2 separate regions of the Homo sapiens genome follow, and region 1 is linked to region 2. A link is an interaction called in ENCODE POLR2A ChIA-PET data of the cell type or tissue named here. Cell type or tissue: PC-3. All regions are shown on one strand. Links, peaks and the distances in the headings refer to the core of each region. The heading gives the core; the rest is flanking DNA.

What was found. Peaks named below come from ENCODE experiments on the same cell type or tissue, not always from the same donor. Only the 100,000 strongest peaks of a DNase experiment are listed, where the experiment ranks them.
Region 1: POLR2A ChIA-PET joins it to region 2 with 16 read pairs; 3 of 35 experiments call an interaction of 5 or more read pairs at or near these places.

Annotation. Positions count from the first base shown.
Region 1 is chr12:67,904,689-67,914,853 of GRCh38, reverse strand. No RefSeq gene overlaps it. Among named protein-coding and RNA genes, the nearest start is that of LINC01479, 19 kb to the left of the region's middle. In PC-3, for the core only: no CTCF peak of the experiment used is centred there; DNase peaks (open chromatin) are centred at 4,183, 4,303, 5,433 and 5,573; H3K27ac peaks cover 2,500 bases.
Region 2 is chr12:67,587,378-67,597,542 of GRCh38, reverse strand. It overlaps LINC02442 (long intergenic non-protein coding RNA 2442), which reads left to right and starts at 7,553. Exons shown (of 3, transcript NR_183543.1): 1 at 7,553-7,677. RefSeq lists an enhancer at 4,590-4,679 and a silencer at 7,717-7,936. In PC-3, for the core only: no CTCF peak of the experiment used is centred there; DNase peaks (open chromatin) are centred at 4,282 and 4,722; H3K4me3 peaks cover 1,057 bases; H3K27ac peaks cover 2,175 bases.

The DNA of each region.
Region 1 (10,165 bases), core at 3,101-5,600, 320 kb before region 2:
AATGATTATTTGACAGGAAGAAGATAATAAGATCAGGTAGCAGTATGAAAGCAAAGCCAGATATATGCATTGCAGAACATAGGATAGGTTTGAAGTTCAGGGACTACAAGTAATAGGTTTGAAGTTCAGGGACTAAAAGTAAGAGTTACTTAGAAAAACTGACTGGAAGGCAGTGAGCCCATGGAAGCAGAGACCACAGAATATATGAACTGTCATGAACCTCTGAATATATGGCCATTAGGGAGGGATTGTTGTTCAGGAAGATTATTGTGTGTTGGTGCAACAAAGTATTGTATTTTCAGGTATGATTAATCATTTGGTATCTAAAAATCCTACAGATCTCTTTTCAAGCAAAATGGACTATCTGTACTGGAGATACTTTTCAGAAATCCTAATCTTAGCTTTCTATTAAAACATTGATTAAGATGAATGACATATTTGTGGATAGCCAAAGCAAATGCTAACCATCTATCTGATAATATTCTGGGTAATAACTGTAATATATTTGGATTATATAAGTCCAGTGCCTCATCAAAATGTTCTAATGTAACCACAATTATATGCCACGATCTCAATTGTTTTTAATCAAGAATTGGCATAAGAAATGGCCATGAGAAATACATGTGAAATATTTTAGAAAACATATTTTCCATTGGATTTCTCTAAGTCTCTATGATTAAATTCCATATAAGTAATTTGTCCTTGATTTTATAACCTGTAAAAAAAAAAGTTATTCTCTCCTTAAAAACTAATATCTTTCCTTCTGCTAGACAGAAATATCCCATGACACTGTCTTTTGCCTTGGGTAATCATAAGCTCAGAATTAATTTAGTGCTTAATTGTGGTAATTATCTAATTTCTGATTTTTGATAAAATTATCTTTCTCTAGCTTCTCCTCATTCTTTTTATTAGAAATACCCTGGATACATAATGATAGAGGTAGTTCTTAGTGGGCTGGATCTCATGTTCATTTGCCCTGGCATGTGGAATAACCACCACCTACCTTCAACCCCCAATCCAACCACACATGATCCTAGGGAAAGCTTTAACTCTGTCCTCAGCTGAAGTTCAGATTGATTTTTCTGATGGAGTATGTTGGGGGCATCAGAAACGAGACTGAATAGAGATATAACATATTAAGAGATGCCTGCATATATTCCAGCCTTAATTCAAGGGAAAGAAAAAAATAGCCTGAATATTTTTGCTTCTGTAATGAACAGAAGCACTAAAAGAAGAAGAAAGAATTGCTTCTCTTTTTGGGCTGGTGATAGAAATAAGGAAGAATTACAGAATGAGAAAAGTGATCATTATAAAACTTTAACATTAAAAGCCCTGTATAATAAAGTTGTGTCCTGGTACTTCATACAAAAATCCTTACTAGTCTACAAGACCCTGTGTGATCAGTTTCCTCCTGCCTTCTCCAGCATTATCCTGCCACTCCTCTGCTCACACACTGCTGCAGATGGACTGACTTTCATTCTTGGTCTCATGGAGCTTACATGCTAGTAGATGAATGAATTGGTCAATCTGTCAACCTCTGTGTACATTGCCTATATCACAACTTTCTCCTTACCCTAAAAGTCCCACTTTTGAATTGTAATCAGTTGGAGGACTTTGAACCTCAAGAAGCAGAATAAAGAGAAAAAATCCTCAAGTCCTTTGATAGAAGCTAGCATAAGCTTGTCAGGGCTAAGCTTCTTGTCACTGTGTGTGTATTGGGGGGAGGTGCTAGGGCCCCATTCCATCACACTATCTTCTTGGAGTAACTTGACAGAGATGTTGCACTAGATGATTAATTAATTGATAATTAACAGTTTTGGGGTGGCTTCATTGTGCCATGAGGTTGGGGGCTGAGAGTATGACTGAGATCAGTCCCCTCCCTGAACTTACTATCTAGTGGGGAATATGGACAGGCACAGCAGCAACTGTAATCGAATGTGATGGGCATTCAGGGGCAATGGGAGCACCTGGTGGGGGTCTGGCAGGACTTGATTCATTGGCAGAGGGAGTAGGGAAGCTTCCTGGAGAAAGAAACATCTACATTGAAACTTGAATGATGACTGGGAGTTATCCAGGAAAAAAGGCTGGGAGGTGTGTTCTAGACAGGGATGCAGCAACACAATAGCACCAAAATGAGAGAGTTATTCAAAACCTGCATGTAGTCAAGGTGACTAGAACAAAGGGAGTAAGGAGAGAAAGTAGCATGAGACGGGATGCAGATCATAAAGGACTTATAAGCCATGTTGTAGTGCACAAAGTTCACTGACATATTTTCAAAAGCAAGAGCACAATACCTTCAGTTGGGTGCCCTACTACCCCCCAAAACCCTATAAACCAGCAACAATGTCATTGTCCTTAGGTCAAGACAGAGATATCACACAGAATCTATCCCTTTATTCATATATTATCCTACTTAATTTATATTTTACCCAACTTTTGATTCATATATATATATATATATATATATATATTTATTTATCTGGGTAGAATGTACATATTTTTCAGTCATCCCGAGATTTAAACCATTTCATTTCTATCATATGCTTAATTCTCCTTTTTTTCTGAGAAACTCTTTTAAAACCCGTGTGCCATGGAATATTAGTTCTAAGAGAGGTTATTACCAAAAAGGGAGGAGGGGGAATCCTGGGTCAAATGTATCTACTTCTTGGAGAATAACAACACACATCAGGCTCTGGGAAATCTTGCAGAAAATAAATGTATTTTAATTATTTGGACTACTGTTTCTTAAGTGTATTTTACTATAGAATTTATCCACATAACCTTGTTGTTGTCTTATGTTGTACATCATGCGGTCCATCTATCAGTGTCCCTAGAACAGTAAGAGTACTGTTGAGTGATGCCCTCTGGCATCTCTCCCTTCACTTCTCTGCCATTGTCTTCTTTTGGTCCATTATGTTGTGCATGATTCCTGAAATCTCGTTTTCCTTCCTTGGTCTCTGCTCTCCAATTGAAAGTACATCATGCTACAGGGGTAACTATTTGTTAAGATATAGTTTATTTGAGTACCTTGCTTATCAGAGAGGATGGTCGTAGGGCAGGGTGGTGGGGCAAACATTTCATTTGGCAGAAATCAAAGGAAGCAGATATTTGGAAAGGAGAGAGTAGAAGGTATGTTCAGAAGGCAATATGTAGACAATCTGGCTGGATATACGAAATAAGGCAAACAGGTAGCCCATCCTATCTGTGTACCTTAGGCATTTTCTAATGTGTTGGGAAATGATACTTTCATTTCTCCCACCAGAACATTAAAACTTGAAGCCTGAAAAGAGTTCTGTAACGATGGCCCTAAACATTTTCTAAAGGGAGAGAAGGAGCTGTTCATTCGCTGCCACGCTGCTATCACAGAGAGGCCTGCTGCATTTGCGTTGTTTGCCAAGAATGAGAGGCTGGCTCCAGGATCCCACTTCTAACTTGGCCAGCGTGCACTCTTTTCTCTTACTATGAATACTCACTTGAGAACCTTGCAGCTATTTTAGGTACTTTGTATAAGGTGGCCTTCTTGGATGACACTGGGGCTTCTTGTATTGTTGAAATTAGCTGGTGGTGGCAACTTTCAGGATGAAAAGTCTGCTAGTAATTAAATTCCGATGAATAGTTAAGAATAGAAGTATCCCAGGAGAGCAAAGCTCTGCAGAGGGTAACTGTGCACTGGCATTGCAAATGTGACCTGTCACACATTGGTTTCGCAGGCACTTTCAGTCTCCATGACTGCCACGGAGCACAAATGCATTGGCATCGCGGGATAATATCAGTGTTGTTGAACGTTGTAGAAAGTAATGGCCTCCCATTAGCAGAGAAATCCTTAGGCAATCGAAAATCGTTTATCAACACACACATCGAAGCCAATAGGAGACATTTATTTCCAAGGTGGGAAATGTTTATTCTGTGTCATTCTCCCCAGACAAAGCCCTTACTTGCCTAATACTTAATGACAAATGATGCAGCTGCTCTTCCTCTATTGGACACATGTACAAAACAGGAAGAGAGGAGCAGTTGCTACATATGCCATACATAATCCCTATCCCAATTGGCTCAGAGCACGCCTTTCTTTTTTATGTGTCATAGACGACATGGGAAAGTAATTTTAAAAATGAATCCCTGCACTGCTATAAATAAGTTCAGTTGTCTCCAGAGGCCAAGTGTAGGTTTCAATGAAAAAAAAAAAAAAAAAAAAAAACTATCACCACTTTATATGTGTGTTAGTAAAAGGGATGGCATTTGAATATGATTGCTGAGAGATTTGGAATTCCAGAAAAGTGAGGCATTTCTGAGTAATACATGAATAAGAGGTAAAGAACCTACCAGCTCGTTACTTAATGCTCTTTAATAATACCACAATATGGAAGATTCACATTCTCTATTTCCCATTATCTGGATGACTTGGATAATTCAAATAAGATCCACAGACTGGGAAACCAGTGAGGACTAAACAAGTTGTCATTGTCCTTCCCACGTGGGCCCTCGATATGCCCCTAGGTTCCAGCCAACGTTCTAATGGCTTTCTCACTGTGAATGAATATTTCTTCGTTGCCATTATTTCTGGCTTTCCTAAGGTGGGGCACATACATTAAAAAAAAAAAAAAAAAAAAAAAACCTATAACTCATGTAACAGGTTTTTATTAAATCAGCCCCGTTACATTGTAGTTTCAACAACTGGTTTCCTATCTTGTGTGTCTGTGCTGGGGTTCCTGTGTTGGTTTGCTGGCCATTAGTGAATTCTTTGGGACTGGGATTCATTTTTGCCCTCCTGCTCGTTTTAGAGATAGGTAAGCTCCATACCACTCCCAAACCCAAATCCTGATACACAACCTCCTGCTGAATCTCTTGACACTGACTATTAGAACTTCTTTCTGTGGTCTAATACTTTGGGTCTCCTCTTACTTTCTCTTCCAACCATATAGGGCTTCCCAATCTCTGAGTCAGGCTCTCTCTATCTGACCCTCTCTACTATCTATCAAGGCTGTTTCAGAGGCCATGAGTTTAAGACACAAATGCTGCTTTTGTTTCAGTTGTTCTCCCTAAACATTGTTTTAGCTTTAGCTATCACCTTACTCCTTCCAATATTCATTTGCTCTTTCAAAAACACTTATGGTTTCTATGTTGTACGAGGCACTGGAACTGGTAGAAAGAAAAAGAAGGCATAGTTCTTTCTTTAACAAGCTCACAGTCTAACATAAAACACTGTATATAATATCTCACGTTTAAGTAAGACTTTAAAGTTCACAAAGAATTTTCACATCTATTTGTTGACTATTGTGCTTTAAGCTATTCATTAATTGATTTTCCATATTCAGGACCACAACTATTCCAAAGGAGTCATGAAACTAGCTTTCCCATGATGTAAGTCAGATGCATACCAGAGAGAAACCTTATAAAAGTAATGAATGTGGGAAAGCCTTCAACCAGAATCATTGCCTTTTCCAGCGTGCACGAATTCATACAGGAGAGAAATGCCACAAATGTTTTGTTGCCTAAGCAAACTGGTTTCTTGACCTGCATTAGTTGGTGAATTTTCTATTTAATGAGGCCTCAATTCAGGACCATTTGAGGTTTTAATGCAGATTCAGCTCTTTTAAATTGAGAGAATGTGCAGTTTATGCTTTGAAATATGATTTATATAGGTGGTTTAGCACAGTCACGGTTGTTTAGCCTGCACAAATTCCAATGAGATTACATCATTTTATTTTTTATTATGTTTTTGCACATTTTGGTGAAGAGTGACACTTTGGCGAATATCCACTGCCATTGGATGAGGCATAGCTGTGCCACTGGAAAGTATGAAAACACCTAAAGCATTCTGCTGTCCATTTGGTCAACTGAGTGACATACTTTGGAGAATTTCAAGAAAAAGTTGTCAGCGATATCAAGAGCCAAATCCAGAAAGGGGTCATGGTAATATCACTTTGTGGAGCTACCTTTTTTAACTCAATACTTCAGGCTCTTTATTTACTTTTAGGTAATTTGCTAGTAATTACAGGGTAAGTTGCCTGGGTGCGGGTGTGCACCAGGTATACAACCTGGAACTCAATAAGTGGATGGAAAAACTGAAACAAGGAAACTGAGAGCAAAACAGCTGCTGTGTCATGGCAATCGGGGGATACTCAGACCCCTCAAGACAACTTTAAAGATGATTTTTCAGCTAGAAAAATATAACTGGCTCCTGAATAGATACATGCATAAGAGCAACCTGTGTTGTCAGTCATAATCATAAATCATCTTATTGTTCTGACACCTATGTTAAAGTTTGAAATTTGGGAATCAACCAGTAAATTATTGCAGAATTCTATCTCTTGCTTTACAATTCTGTCTTAAAGGCTGGAGTTAGAAAATGCTCATGAAATAGCCTACATTGTAACTAACACCTTAAAAGAAGGGGCATTCTGGAAAATTATAAACTCTGCTGAAAGAATTAGAAACTCAGATATTGAAGGCTAACATTCACTGAAATTTCCATGTGAAAATGTTATCTCAGTAAAAAGTGAAGCTGTTTCAAACCAATGTGTTGAGCTGTAATAATAGCGGCAGAGTGCTCTGCCTAATTGCATACAAAGATTCTCTGCCAGAATATATACCTGATTGCACACAGCATTTTCCTAGGCGCTATTTCCTTTTTCCTGGTATCTTATTACAATCTTAAGGGAAAAGGGGGAGTTAAGAAAACTAACACTTAGTGATCAGCTAATTTATCCTAGCTCTTGAAATTTGTTAAAATATGTTGTCTCCTTTAATCCCTCCAGAGATGTGTCATGTGACTACTATTATTCCCCTTTTATATATTATAGAGTTGGAGCTTAGCGAGTTTAAATAACTTGCATAAGGCCACACAGTTCACCACCAAAGCCCAAGCCCATGCCTCTGAACTTCTGCCATCTAGTGTACGTGGTGTTTTCAATGTGGAGACACTGAAGTCAACGTGGTAGACTAAATGAACACTTGCTGCCCTCATGCAACTTACATTCTTTTGGAGAAGACAGACAATAAATGAGTGAACAAATAAATAAAATGGCTTAAACAGTGATGTGTGCCCTGAAGAAAATGAAACAGAATAATATGTAAGGGAACACTGCAGTGGGGGAAATATTAAACAGTAAAATCAAGAAGTGATAGCAAAAATGTTGACCTTCAATCTGAGAACTAAATAGAAGGAGTGAGGCATTCAAAGAACAGAGGGAAAAAAATTTAGCTGAGGAACTAACCAGGCTACAGGCCATGAGGCAGAAAACAATTTCATTTGTTTTAAAACATAAAGATAAGTGCAAAAATTCTATTTTAAAAAACTCAGTACGTTGAATTCAGCAGGACATTTAAAATAAATCAACATTAATTCTTGCAAAGATGCTCCAACATTAGCAAATCTATGAAGGCAATTCAGTGAATTAAATGAAGAAAACCAGGTAATTATACCAAGAAAGCTGAAAAAAAAAAAAAAGAGAATTCAAACAAATATAAAACCCATTTATAGGAGAGAGGAAAATAAAAGCCTTTTAAGAACTAGAAATATAAGAAAAATTCCTTGGTTTAATATAGAGTGGCTATAGCAAACATCTTTAGAAACCATCATACTTATGAGGAAATATTAGATTCAGTTTTATCTAAAACAGCAATATTAACTCTCATGATATTCAACACTATCCCGATGGCCCTCACCAACAAAATAGGGCAACAGAAATGAGGTTTAATTAATGGAAAGAAAAAAAGAATTGGCAGATGATAGGATCATCTACCTTGAAAATCTAAGACAACTAGCTTAAATTCTATTACAGCTTTAAGAAGTTCATCAAATAGCCAGCATCCACAATCAATATACAAAAAAAAGCTTTTCCACCCACCAGTGATAATCATTAGAATATATATTTTTAATATACCTGTTGTCCATTTGCATGTCTTCTTTTGAAAGATGTCTATTCAGGTCCTTTGCCCATTTTTAAATTGGGTTATTTGTTTTCTATTGAGTTGAGTTCTTTATATATTTTGGATATTAACCCCTTATCGGATTTATGGTTTACAAATACAGTATATTTACCCATGCTGTAGGTTGTCTCTTCACTCTCTTGTTTGAGAAAATGTGGTATATACACAATAGAATACTATTCAGCCTTAAAAAGGGAAAATCCTGTCATTAGCGACAACATGGGTGAAACTGGTGGACATTATGTTAAATAAGCCAGGCACAGAAAGACAAATACCACATGATCTCATATGTGCAGTGTAAAAAAGTAAAACTCATAGAAACAGAGTAAAATGGTGGTTTCCAAAGGCTGGGGGCTGGGGGTTTGGGGAGATGTTGGACAAAGGACAAAACATTTCAGTTAGGAGGAATACATTTAAGAGATCTCTCAAAAAAAAATCTATTGTTCATGGTGATGACTACAATTAATAACAATATTATTGTATAATTGAAAATTACTAAGAAAGTAGATTCTAAGTGTTCTCACCACACATACACACAAATAATAAGTATGTGAGGTAATGCATATATTAGTTTGATTTAGCCATTCTACAATGTATACATATAACCAAACATCAAGTTGTACAATATAAATATATACAATTTTTACTTGTCAATTAAAAATTTAAGAATAAAATAAATTTTAAAAAAGAAAATGCATTTTTTTTATTATACTTTAAGTTTTAGGGTACATGTGCACAATGTGCAGGTTAGTTACATATGTATACATGTGCCATGCTGGTGTGCTGCACCCACTAACTCGTCATCTAGCATTAGGTATATCTCCCAGTGCTATCCCTCCCCCCTCCCCCCACCTCACCACAGTCCCCAGAGTGTGATATTCCCCTTCCTGTGTCCATGTGATCTCATTGATCAATTCCCACCTATGAGTGAGAATATGCGGTGTTTGATTTTTTGTTCTTGTGATAGTTTACTGAGAATGATGATTTCCAGTTCCATCCATGTCCCTACAAAGGACATGAACTCATCATTTTTTATGGCTGCATAGTATTCCATGGTGTATATGTGCCACATTTTCTTAATCCAGTCTATCATTGTTGGACATTTGGGTTGGTTCCAAGTCTTTGCTATTGTGAATAATGCCACAATAAACATACATGTGCATGTGTCTTTATAGCAGCATGATTTATAGTCCTTTGGGTATATACCCAGTAATGGGATGGCTGGGTCAAATGGTATTTCTAGTTCGAGATCCCTGAGGAATCGCCACACTGACTTCCACAATGGTTGAACTAGTTTACAGTCCCACCAACAGTGTAAAAGTGTTCCTATTTCTCCACATCCTCTCCAGCACCTGTTGTTTCCTGACTTTTTAATGCTTGCCATTCTAACTGGTGTGAGATGGTATCTAATTGTGGTTTTGATTTGCATTTCTCTGATGGCCAGTGATGATGAGCATTTTTTCATGTGTTTTTTGGCTGCATAAATGTCTTCTTTTGAGAAGTGTCTGTTCATGTCCTTTGCCCACTTTTTGATGGGGTTGTTTGTTTTTTTCTTGTAAATTTGTTTGAGTTCATTGTAGATTCTGGATATTAGCCCTTTGTCAGATGAGTAGGTTGCGAAAATTTTTTCCCATTTTGTAGGTTGCCTGTTCACTCTGATGGTAGTTTCTTTGGCTGTGCAGAAGCTCTTTAGTTTAATTAGATCCCATTTGTCAATTTTGTCTTTTGTTGCCATTGCTTTTGGTGTTTTAGACATGAAGTCCTTGCCCATGCCTATGTCCTGAATGGTAATGCCTAGGTTTTCTTCTAGGGTTTTTATGGTTTTAGGTCTAACGTTTAAGTCTTTAATCCATCTTGAATTGATTTTTGTGTAAGGTGTAAGGAAGGGATCCAGTTTCAGCTTTCTACATATGGCTAGCCAGTTTTCCCAGCACCATTTATTAAATAGGGAATCCTTTCCCCATTGCTTGTTTTTCTCAGGTTTGTCAAAGATCAGATAGTTGTAGATATGCGGCGTTATTTCTGAGGGCTCTGTTCTGTTCCATTGATCTATATCTCTGTTTTGGTACCAGTACCATGCTGTTTTGGTTACTGTAGCCTTGTAGTATAGTTTGAAGTCAGGTAGTGTGATGCCTCCAGCTTTGTTCTTTTGGCTTAGGATTGCCTTGGCCATGCAGGCTCTTTTTTGGTTCCACATGAACTTGAAAGTAGTTTTTTCCAATTCTGTGAAGAA
Region 2 (10,165 bases), core at 3,235-5,734:
ATTAGGGCTGTACCCTCAGGACCTCATCTAAACCTAATTATGTTCCAAAGGCTCCATCTGCAAGCACCATCACACTGGGGGTTAGGGCTTCAACAGATTAATTTTGGGAGGATACAAACAGTCTTTAACAGTAGATAAGACTCATTGTTATTTTTTTCTCCCCTGGCTAACATTTAGAAGATGGTCCTTATTTAAGATTTCTTTTATTTCTAATATGCATTACTTCAACCAGAGTAAAACTGACCAACAGCAAAATTTGTTTTGTTTTAGGTCATTAATATTTTGAAATCTTAAATAGAAAAGTCTATTTTTTATCCAAATTAACTCAAATATATCTTTTATCTTTTCCATCTTACTGCTAATTGTCATATATGGCTTTTTAGAGAAAGATCAGAAAATACCCCAACATGGAAAAAATATATAAATATACACACATAACTGTACTGTTTATCTTAGTGCAGTTAGAAACAGGGTATACAAAAAAAGTTTAAAATGCTGAGATTTTTCAGTCATTTCTATAGTCAAATAAATCAGAGCAATTTTATATTCAAGAATTCTGAGGTGCTGAGTGCGGTGGCTTACGCCTGTAATCATAGCACCTTGGGAGGCTAAGGTGGAAGGATAGCTTGAGTCCAGGAGTTTGATACCAGCCTGGGGAACATGGTAAAACCTCGTCTCTATAAAAAATACAAAAATTAGCCAGGCAGGGTGTTGTGTGCCTGTAGTCCCAGCTACCAGGGAAGCTGAGGTGGAAGAATCACTGGAGCCGAGGAGGCCAAGGCTTAAGTGAGCCGAGATCACGCCACTGCACTCCAGCCTGGGCAACACAGAGAGAGACCCTGTCTCAAAAAAAAAGAAAAGAAGAATTCTGAGAAATCCTTCATCATGACTAAAGGCACCTGTAAATTTATTTATATATAATTTCTGCTTTATGGATTTTAGGGAGGACAGCAACATAACTATTTCTAACATGTAAACAAGATTCCTAACTTTTTACAACATAAAATATTAAGTTAATATTAAATCACTACTACAAAAAAGCTGATAGATGACTAGAATCAACATGATTCAATTTTTATCTTATCTATACTTACGTAGTTTTCTAACAACTGAAATAATAATATCACTTCAGGCAGTCAGACTTTTAGATAACTGAATAAAATTTGCGTCCTTCGGCCCTCCTTCTAAAAACACATAGAATCATCAGAGTGCATTCTTCTGGGTACACTGGCAAAAAAAAAATTGTGTGATATCAAATGGAAAATGTCTCAATAACTGTGGAACCCAGAAAACAAAGTTGGAAGGGAGAATGCATTGTTTTGAGCTAGGTACCCTTCTAGGAACTTTTATAGCCATTAGGTCATTTAAACTCTTACAGCTTCCCTGCATGTGAGGAAAAGCCTCAAGTGTGGCATTAAGTGGGTATTGACCAGTGTGAAGGGCCAGGAGATCTGAATTGCCAATCTATCTCACACGCCCCTTAGTGTGCCTAGGTGTGTCAATATTTTTATATAAAGGAAGAAGGGGTCCTTGCAGCTTTTGATAAGGTGAACTGGAGATGTTTTTTCTATTTTTTAAGCATTTCAATTGCTCCAAAAGCATTTAAGTATTGCAGTTTGTAAAACAAATATTATGGCTTACTCCTGGTATAGGAGAGATAGTGCTGATGGGTGGAAGGAGTTTACCATATAACATCTTAGACATGTTAAAAACCATGATTTTAAATCTTTTGAAACCTTCTTGTGTTCCCTGTTCCATGTGCTGTCCACAGAAGCAACAAGACAGAGGAAGCTGAGGAGGCAAATCTATGAGGCCACAAATCTAAGAGTACAACAAATCTACAAGATTTACATTTTACAGATGAAAAAATTGAGACTTAACATCCAACATCACACACTAACACAACTGGAATTTCAACTTGAATCTGCTGATTGCAAAACCCTAGCTCTTTTCTTCACGCCGTACATACCAGTATACCATATCGCTCTACTGCATCTCAGAGATGTTTGTTTTGCCAACATAAAGCCTTTTCATTTATAGTGCAGATTATGATTATATCATTCTGTAGCAAATGGGTTTTCATGCTTTAAAAGACAGTATACCAACATGAATTTAATCTTGAAAATCTGAGCCATTATCATAAATCAAATGCTGCTTGACATTCTAAAAGAAATAGGACTGGCCAGAGAAATTTTAGATTCATTATAATTCCTCATAGATATTCATACTTTTGTGACTGTCATTGGATACAGAAATGATAGGTTTGGGTTTGGTTGTAACTTCTCTAATTTTAGGAAGAATTTCTAGTCTACCTGATATCAAGTTATGCATGTCATGACCGTAATTTAGATATTATCACTGGCCTTAGTGTAAAATTTCAAATGCAGCCTTAACACGCTGCTATGTTTTATAGGAAAGGATAAATGCTGAGTCATGTTTCTCATCCCAGAACCCTGCATGCTTCTGCTTGAGGCTGTTGACTTCTGAGCCTGTCATCTTGCCTTAAGATGCACAGCTCTCTCTTCTCCCTACCTCTGCAATTCTCCACTCAGCATTTTCTGATGAACTAGTGTTGTCTTCAGTTCTTCCCTCCATCAGAAAACCACATTAGAGGTCATTTGAATGTAATCCTTGGCAATGACATTTTACCTTGCCTTTGGGTAGAAGTCACAGCTAATGTCTGAGCATTTGTGCTTCCTGGTTGTTGGTGGTTGGGGACAAAGCTATGAATTTCCATTGAATTATTCTTCACTGCAAGATTGTCACTCTACAACAGAGCATCATAACAAGAAAAAACAAAGGCAAGTGATGAGAGAAAAAGGAATTCCATTCTCCCTATAACTGGAGAGACAACATGGTACAGCAGAAAGAACACAGACTCCAGCTATCAATTGCTTCCTATCTCACTCCACAGAGAGTTGGAAGCAACACCCGAATTTTGTGCTACTAACCAGCTCTGTGTCATTGAGCTAGTCACTTAATCTTTGTGGCTCAATTTTTTCATCAACATGAAGCAATAGTAATACCTCCTCTGCCCTCTTTAATTTGTTATAAGATTAAAATGAGATAGTGTGTGTGAAAGTGCATTGTAAAATACACAGCATTGTACAAAACTCCCAGCTACCAATTCCAACCTTCATCAGTGTTGACTGTCCCTTACTCATTTGGCACCTCATCAGATACTGTGACAATTAGGGTGACTTCTCATCCCCGTTTGCCAGGAACTTTCCTGATTTTAGCAGTAAAAGTCTTGCGTCCCAGAAACCCCTCTGTCTGGGACAAACAAGGGTATGTGGCTGCCCTAGAAATAATGAAGTTACTTGATAAGAAAAAGCTGACTGGTGCTAACAACTCCTTTCACCATCCACTCCACAGGAAAGAAACAAGCAGGGTGTTTCCATGAACCTGAGCTAAGCCCACACAATCCCTCTTGAAGCAAGGAGAGTTTTTCTGAGCAGGGTTCAGCTGGGTGGTCATTGACAGGAAAGGAGCAGAGAAGTCATGGTAGCTGGTATCTAGTGATATATCAATAAGGAAACTGAGCACTGGTGGGTACTCAGGATACTTCCTTAAGGCCAGATCTGACTCACTTTCCTGCACCCATTAGTAGGTCCTGATGCTCTTTTTGGTGAGAAAGTGGGCATCTACCTCTGCTCCACCAACCCCTCCTTTCCCTTTCCACTCACATTCAATGATCTGTCTAGCATTTCATGCACTTTGATAATCATGTGAAATTTTCAGTCCTGCTGAGATGATGTAAGATGGTCACATTTTTTTTTTTTTTTTTTTTTTTTTTACCAGAGCCAATAAAGCAATAATCTCTCTCTGAACTGCAGGCTCCCAACCAGCCTTGGGCTAGTCAACCCAATTCCTTAATTCCAACCCACACACTGTTTTCCACCCATCTCTGGAGAATGAAAAGAGGTGGTGAAGCCAGGCTCCCCCAGCTGCTGCGGTGCCCTCCTGCACTGGAGTAGGTACAGCCTAATCAAAGGCCTGTTGTTTTCCTTTGGCTTTGAAACTCACTGGTTGTGGGTGTATCTGTTGCATGATCATGAACACTTAAAAAAAAAAAAAAAAGACAGATCCAGTCCCATTACTTTGGCTCTGGCACAGAAGTTTCTGGAAAGAGAAACCATAAAATGATACCAAAGTGGTAACAGTAAAATAAATACCTCTCTCTGAATTTCATGGAAGTAATGAAGCTTCAGGGCACCAGAGGAGACTTTAGTAGCTCCAAAGCTATTCATGACTGTCCAATAACCCAAGAACTGGCCAAACAAGCTGGACTGCTTTCCTGTGAGTCATCAGAATCACTGCAGGCCTATGATGGGTCCCTTTCACCTGTGGGAAACAGGCTGTTAAAATGGAGAGTTGTCACTAGTTATCAGCTTCTTAGTCTTCACCAGGGCTGGGCAACAAGAGTCATAGGACCTGTCTTTATGCTTATGCTTTTTAATTTCTTTATCTCCTTGCAAATGTAATGATGTGACTTACAATACATGTTTTGATGTGCTGATAATCTCGACAATGAAATAGGTTTTAGGACTTGAGGGGATTGGGAGGAGGCATAGAAATAGTTTGGTGTCTCTGGAAGAAATTAAATTGTGGATGTTTTCAATGATTCCTAGTTGCTTCACTCAAGGAGGGTTCAATAGTGTGCTGACAAATGTTTAACAACAGGCACTCTTGGGGAAAACAAAAGCAAAACCAAAACTGATTTGTGTGTTGGCCAGTTTCCATGGTATAAATACTCCTACCATGACCAATTTAGCTGGCTCCAGTGCACCACTCAGAAGGATCCTAGTTTTTCTTTGCCAAAGATCATCTTACCTGATGGATTTTATGAAGTATATTTATTGAGAATTAAATTCATTAGAATGATTTAAGTTAGAATATTGTATCAAAAATTTAATTTACCTTTCTTAACTATCCTTTAATAATTTGTTATCTTGCTCATACTCTCAGTATCCTGTCGTACTCACTTTTCATTTGAAATCTGTTTTTGTTGTTGTTGTTGCCTTCCTTCCTTCCTTTTCTTTCTTTTCTTTTTTCCCCTTCCTTCCTTTTCTCTTTTCCCTTTCCGTCCTTCCTTCCTTCCTTCCTTCCTTCCTTCCTTCCTTCCTTTCTTTTTCTCTTTTTCTTTTCTTTCTCTCTTTCTTTCTTTCCTTTCTTCTTTCTTTCTCTCTCTCCTTCCTTCCTTTTCTCTTTTCTCCTTCCTTTCTTCCTCCCTCCCTCCCTGCTTGCTTGGTCTTTCTTTTTCTTTCTTTCTTTCTTTTCCTTCTTTCTCTCTCTCTCTTTCTTTCTTTCTTTTCTCCCTTCCTTCCTTTCTTTCTCTCTCTCTCTTCCTTCCTTCTTTCATTTTTTTTAAGAGATGGGTTTTCATCATTCTGTTACCCAGGCTGGAGTGCAGTGGTGCAATCATAGCTCACTATAATCTCAAACTCCTGGGCTCAAGCGATTCTCCCATCTCAGCCTTTCAAGCAGCTAGGACTAGAGGCATGAGCAACCATGCTCAGTTAATTTTTTTAATTTTTATTTTTATAGAGACAGAGTCTCACCTTGTTGCCCAGGCTGGTCTTGAACTACAGTGATCCTCCCACCTCAGCCTCTCAAAATGCTGGGATTACAGACATAAGCCACTGCACCTGCAGCCCGTTTATTTTTCTTATCTAGCTCTTATTTCCTTTCTCTATGCTGAGAGTGAATTTGTAGCCAGAAGTTTTTCTATTTTAATCCTTAATTTTTGCTTTTTTCTTAAATTATTTAAAAATTATCACATCACTCCCATTTCCCTTCTCCCCACAGTACTTAAAACCTCAATGACTCCCTATGGCTTTTGGGATAAAGTTTGTGGTATGGCTTTGACCCCAGCCTCTGTCTCTAGCTTAAAGGCCTTAGAGATGGGCTCTTGCTCTGTTGCCTAGGCTGGATTCCCTCACGAAACTTGTGCTCTGACCACCCCCAAATTCTTGCACCTCCATGAATACATTGTGCTACTTCATGTCTTCAAGCCTTCCCACATGTGGCTTGCTCAAGATTTTCTCCTCATTAACCCTTTAACTTTAGCTTACACTGGGCTTCTAATCTCAGTGGCTACAGCATTTTTTGTTATTCATATCTCAGCAGTGACAGTAATTATTGATTTGCTGAGCTATCTCCCTCCACTTAGGCTATGATCCATTTGACTCAGAGATGATTATCCTGCTTACATCCCTGGCACCTAAGAAAATGTCTGGTATATACTAGGTGCTCAATAAACACTTGTTAAGTAGAGATAATAAATTCATAAATGGTAATTGAGGTGATTTCATAGCTTCATTTTAATTCTAATGTGTTGAAGTCCTTTAATCATTCATTGACAACAATATCCACCAATTCATTTGCAAAGCAGATTGGTTCAATAAAATATGATGTAGTCATAGAGCAGAATTAAAATATTGATGTAGATTTCCAAAAAGTGAAAAATAAAGATATAAGACCAAAAAAGTGAGCAGCATTATCTCTTTTACATAAATAATAAAAAAGAACACACATTTATATATGTGTGTGTAAAGAAGTTTTTGAAAGTAGGAAGCTCCTTTGGCAAATTTAAGCTTAAAAAATAAAGAAAGCAGGAAGCATATGTTAAGTAGACTTTTACTTTCTGTTTTGTATATTTCTGTCTGATTTTTGTTTTACCATGTGTATTTATTATTTTTACATAAGAAAACATTTATATGAGAAAAAGTATCAGCAGAGCTTACACAGTGATAGGATTATACATCATGATTTCCTCTTTAAACATCTTTATAATTATCAAACATGAGTGATTAAAAAAACTGAAGCTAAAGGTAGCAATATTCTCTATACTGGCAGATTTTTCAGCATTGCATATGAACCCACCTCCGGTAAGTGGGTTATCTTTCTAATTTATGACTTCAGTGAAATCTGTTTCCTGGCAATGGTTGCCAGGGCACGCCTTCTCTCTTGTTCTCCATCATGCTTACTTTTAAGCCTAAGGGCAAGAAAGAAATAGACAGAAAGCAAGAAGTAGCATGAGCATCTTTTTTTTTTTTTTTTTTTTTTTTGGCATGTTGGAAAAAGGAGCTCTAAACACACTCCACTAAGCATAGCACATGCCTTGGATTCAAGCAGTGGACCTCAAAGAGCAGCGTCTCCTTTTAAGCTTTGCAGGGCAAGTTTGGGGCACTGTCAGTGAAAAATTGTCACTGCTTCTTGCCTTGGTGCTTGCCTGAACAACAAGGAGTTCCTCTAACTGCCTTAAAAGGAATCTACTCCTCTCTCCTGCCACAGGTATCACATACTATTCTCAACATATTACCGCAAACTAAAAAAAAGAAACAGGTTGTGAAGTAATGCAGAAAGTTATTTTTAATTAAAATTATCAATGTATCCGTATTAAAAATTTAAATAGAAGATACAAACAATAAAGTGCCGCTGATAGACCCTGAAGGAGGTCTGCCTCTCCCAAAGGCAGACGGCAAACAATATAGGCTACAGACACAAACACTGGGACTTCGTATTAATTGTGCTGCCACACAAAGGGGGTGTGGTTTGGGGTTGAGGGGCTCACTGGCCAGTTTTTCCATGTTTCTCAAATAAAACTCTGGTGTCATCAAGAAACATGGTGGAGGGAGACATGAAGACTTTAGAGACAGGAACCACTGCAGAAATGTAAGGATTAGGAAGTAGAATAATACCCCACCCTGGGGCTGAGACTTCGGGGAGGGGACGGCACATCACTCCTCCTTTTCCTTCCCGTGCCCAGCCATGGCTGCACCTTTCCCAGGCTGGATATGGTGGACATGTGGGAGGTGTGGACAAAGACGGTAGAAGAGAAGGAGAAGAACGTAGAAAACAAAAGGGGATTGAGCTACGCTAACACTGGAGATGCAGGGTGGCTTCAGATCCGCAAGACATGTTTTGAATTTTCTGGGACCGTTATGATCAGAAGGCAGATACTAATGAGAAAATTTTTGAGCCCATGAAGATTTTAAGGTCTAAATTCTCTCCAATTTGGGCTGCTGGTTTCTGTTTTCTGGGCACCTTGATTCTCATACTCTAGAAGTACCCGGGTAGGGGCTTGAAGAGAGAAAGCAAGAAGCTGGCTTCCTAAGTCTGGCCCTTGACTTTAAAGGAATGTGGTTAAATGGAACTTCTTGTTGTCTAGAACATCCCAGGGCCAGGTTTCTTGGTGTGTAGGCTTGGCAGACGTAATGCTGAGAGGATAAGGAATTTCTGGATTGAAACACCAGGACTCCAAAAGGCCCCTTGAAGTTATCTGAGATTCCCTGTTGAATATTATTACTCAGCTTATCACTATTCTAAATGTCAGCCAGAACTTTGTTATAAATCTGCTACCCAACTTATGTTGAAAGCCATCTCTAAAATTTCCTTTACAACTAATCTTAGGTTTATAAAGTTGGCATTTAAACAGACTGGGTGCAGTGGCTCACGCCTGTAATCCCAGCACTTTGGGAGGCTGAGGTGGGTGGATTGCCTGAGCTCAGGAGTTCGAGACCAGCCAGGGCAACATGACCAAAACCCATTTCTACACAAAAATACAAAAATTAGTTGGGTGTGGTGGCACATGCCTGTAGTCCCAGCTACTCAGGAGGCTGGGGCATGAGAGTCGCTTGGGCCAGGGAGGCAGAGGTTGCAGTGAGCTGAGATTGCACCACTGGACTCCAATCTGGGTGACAGAGTGAAACCCCATCTCACACACAAAAAAGGCATTTAATCATGGTTGTGTGACCTTGGCATACATTATATGGCTTCTCTGGGTCCCTATTTCTTCATCTGTGAAAGGAAGACAAATGTGGAAGAGGAATAATTCTTTGTGTCAGTTAGGATGCTTTTGGCAGCAAGGAACAGAAAACCAAACTCTATCTGGCTCAAATAATTAGGACAAGTGTTAGATTACATAAAAGAAAGTCCAGAGGTAAGACAAGCTTCAGAATTGGCTGACCCAGTTGCCCAGTGATTTTATCAATGACCTGGGAACTTCTTCCTCTCTATCCTCCCATCAATACCATCTCAGGCAGGTCCATCAGGATCTAGGATGGCTACCAGGAGGGCTTGAAGTACTAGCATCTTCACTCCCATCAGCTGGAAGAGAGAAACTGTATTTCTGTGTCTTACGTGTGTAAAAGCTTTTCCAGAAACTTCCAGAAAATCGTTTCTTCCATCCTACTGACCAGAATGGGTGACATGGAATTTCTGGCTAATTCTTGGAAAAAAGAGATAATGCTAGGTTTAGACCAATAACATCCACTCCTGGAACTCAGCTTCTCCTGAGGTTCATGGGGTGGAGTAGGTACCTAAATGAATTTGTGATTCTGCTGGGAAGAAACAAAGTGGCAATGGAGGAGGCTGGCTTACCATCACAATACCGATGCACTTTCTTCCAAATCAAATAATCCCATTTGTCTCTCAGTTACTGCATCTGGGTGACATTCCTATGAACTGTGTGTTGAAAATGTTTTTGTGTCTAGATGCATTTAAGGTTTTGTTGTCCTCACAAGAGTAAAAGAGCAGTATTCTTTTTTGTTGATTGTTTTTGTTTTTGTATCCACTATACAGGGCCAAATGCAAATATTATTTGAGGATATCAATCCTTAGAGACTCATTCAAAAGACTTTAAAAAGAAAAAGCCTCTGAATTTATGAAACCAAAGCAGCTATCAGGATGGTGATATTTGGCTTTTGAGACTTTTAAAAACTGTTTGCATGGAGTTGCCAAAAAATACTGATTGAGGGGTGCTGATGATGACATCATTTACACTCCTTCAGGTCTTTATTTCTTTCTCCGTCTACATGTGAGGATAATAATATTTTCCCTACTATGAGATAATGTATGTGAAAGAGTGTTGTAAAGCATACAACAATTAAAGAAGTGTAATTGTCCAAAAGAAGGGTTTATGAGAACAAAGGTGCTCCCTCTAAAGGCTTCACCATCTGTCGAATTAATGAAGAAGGGAGCCTCTGTAAAACAGACGATGTGTGGCTGGGCAGTTTATTAATGTATTAATTTGGGCTTGTTCTCTTTGTATTCCCCTTCCTCAACTTTAAGTAGGCTTTTTGGGTTTCTGTGCCTCAGGTATTTTTGCTGGGAAGAAAGCAGATGCCATCTCAATTTAGTGTTCTTCCTGTTGTTTGTGTAA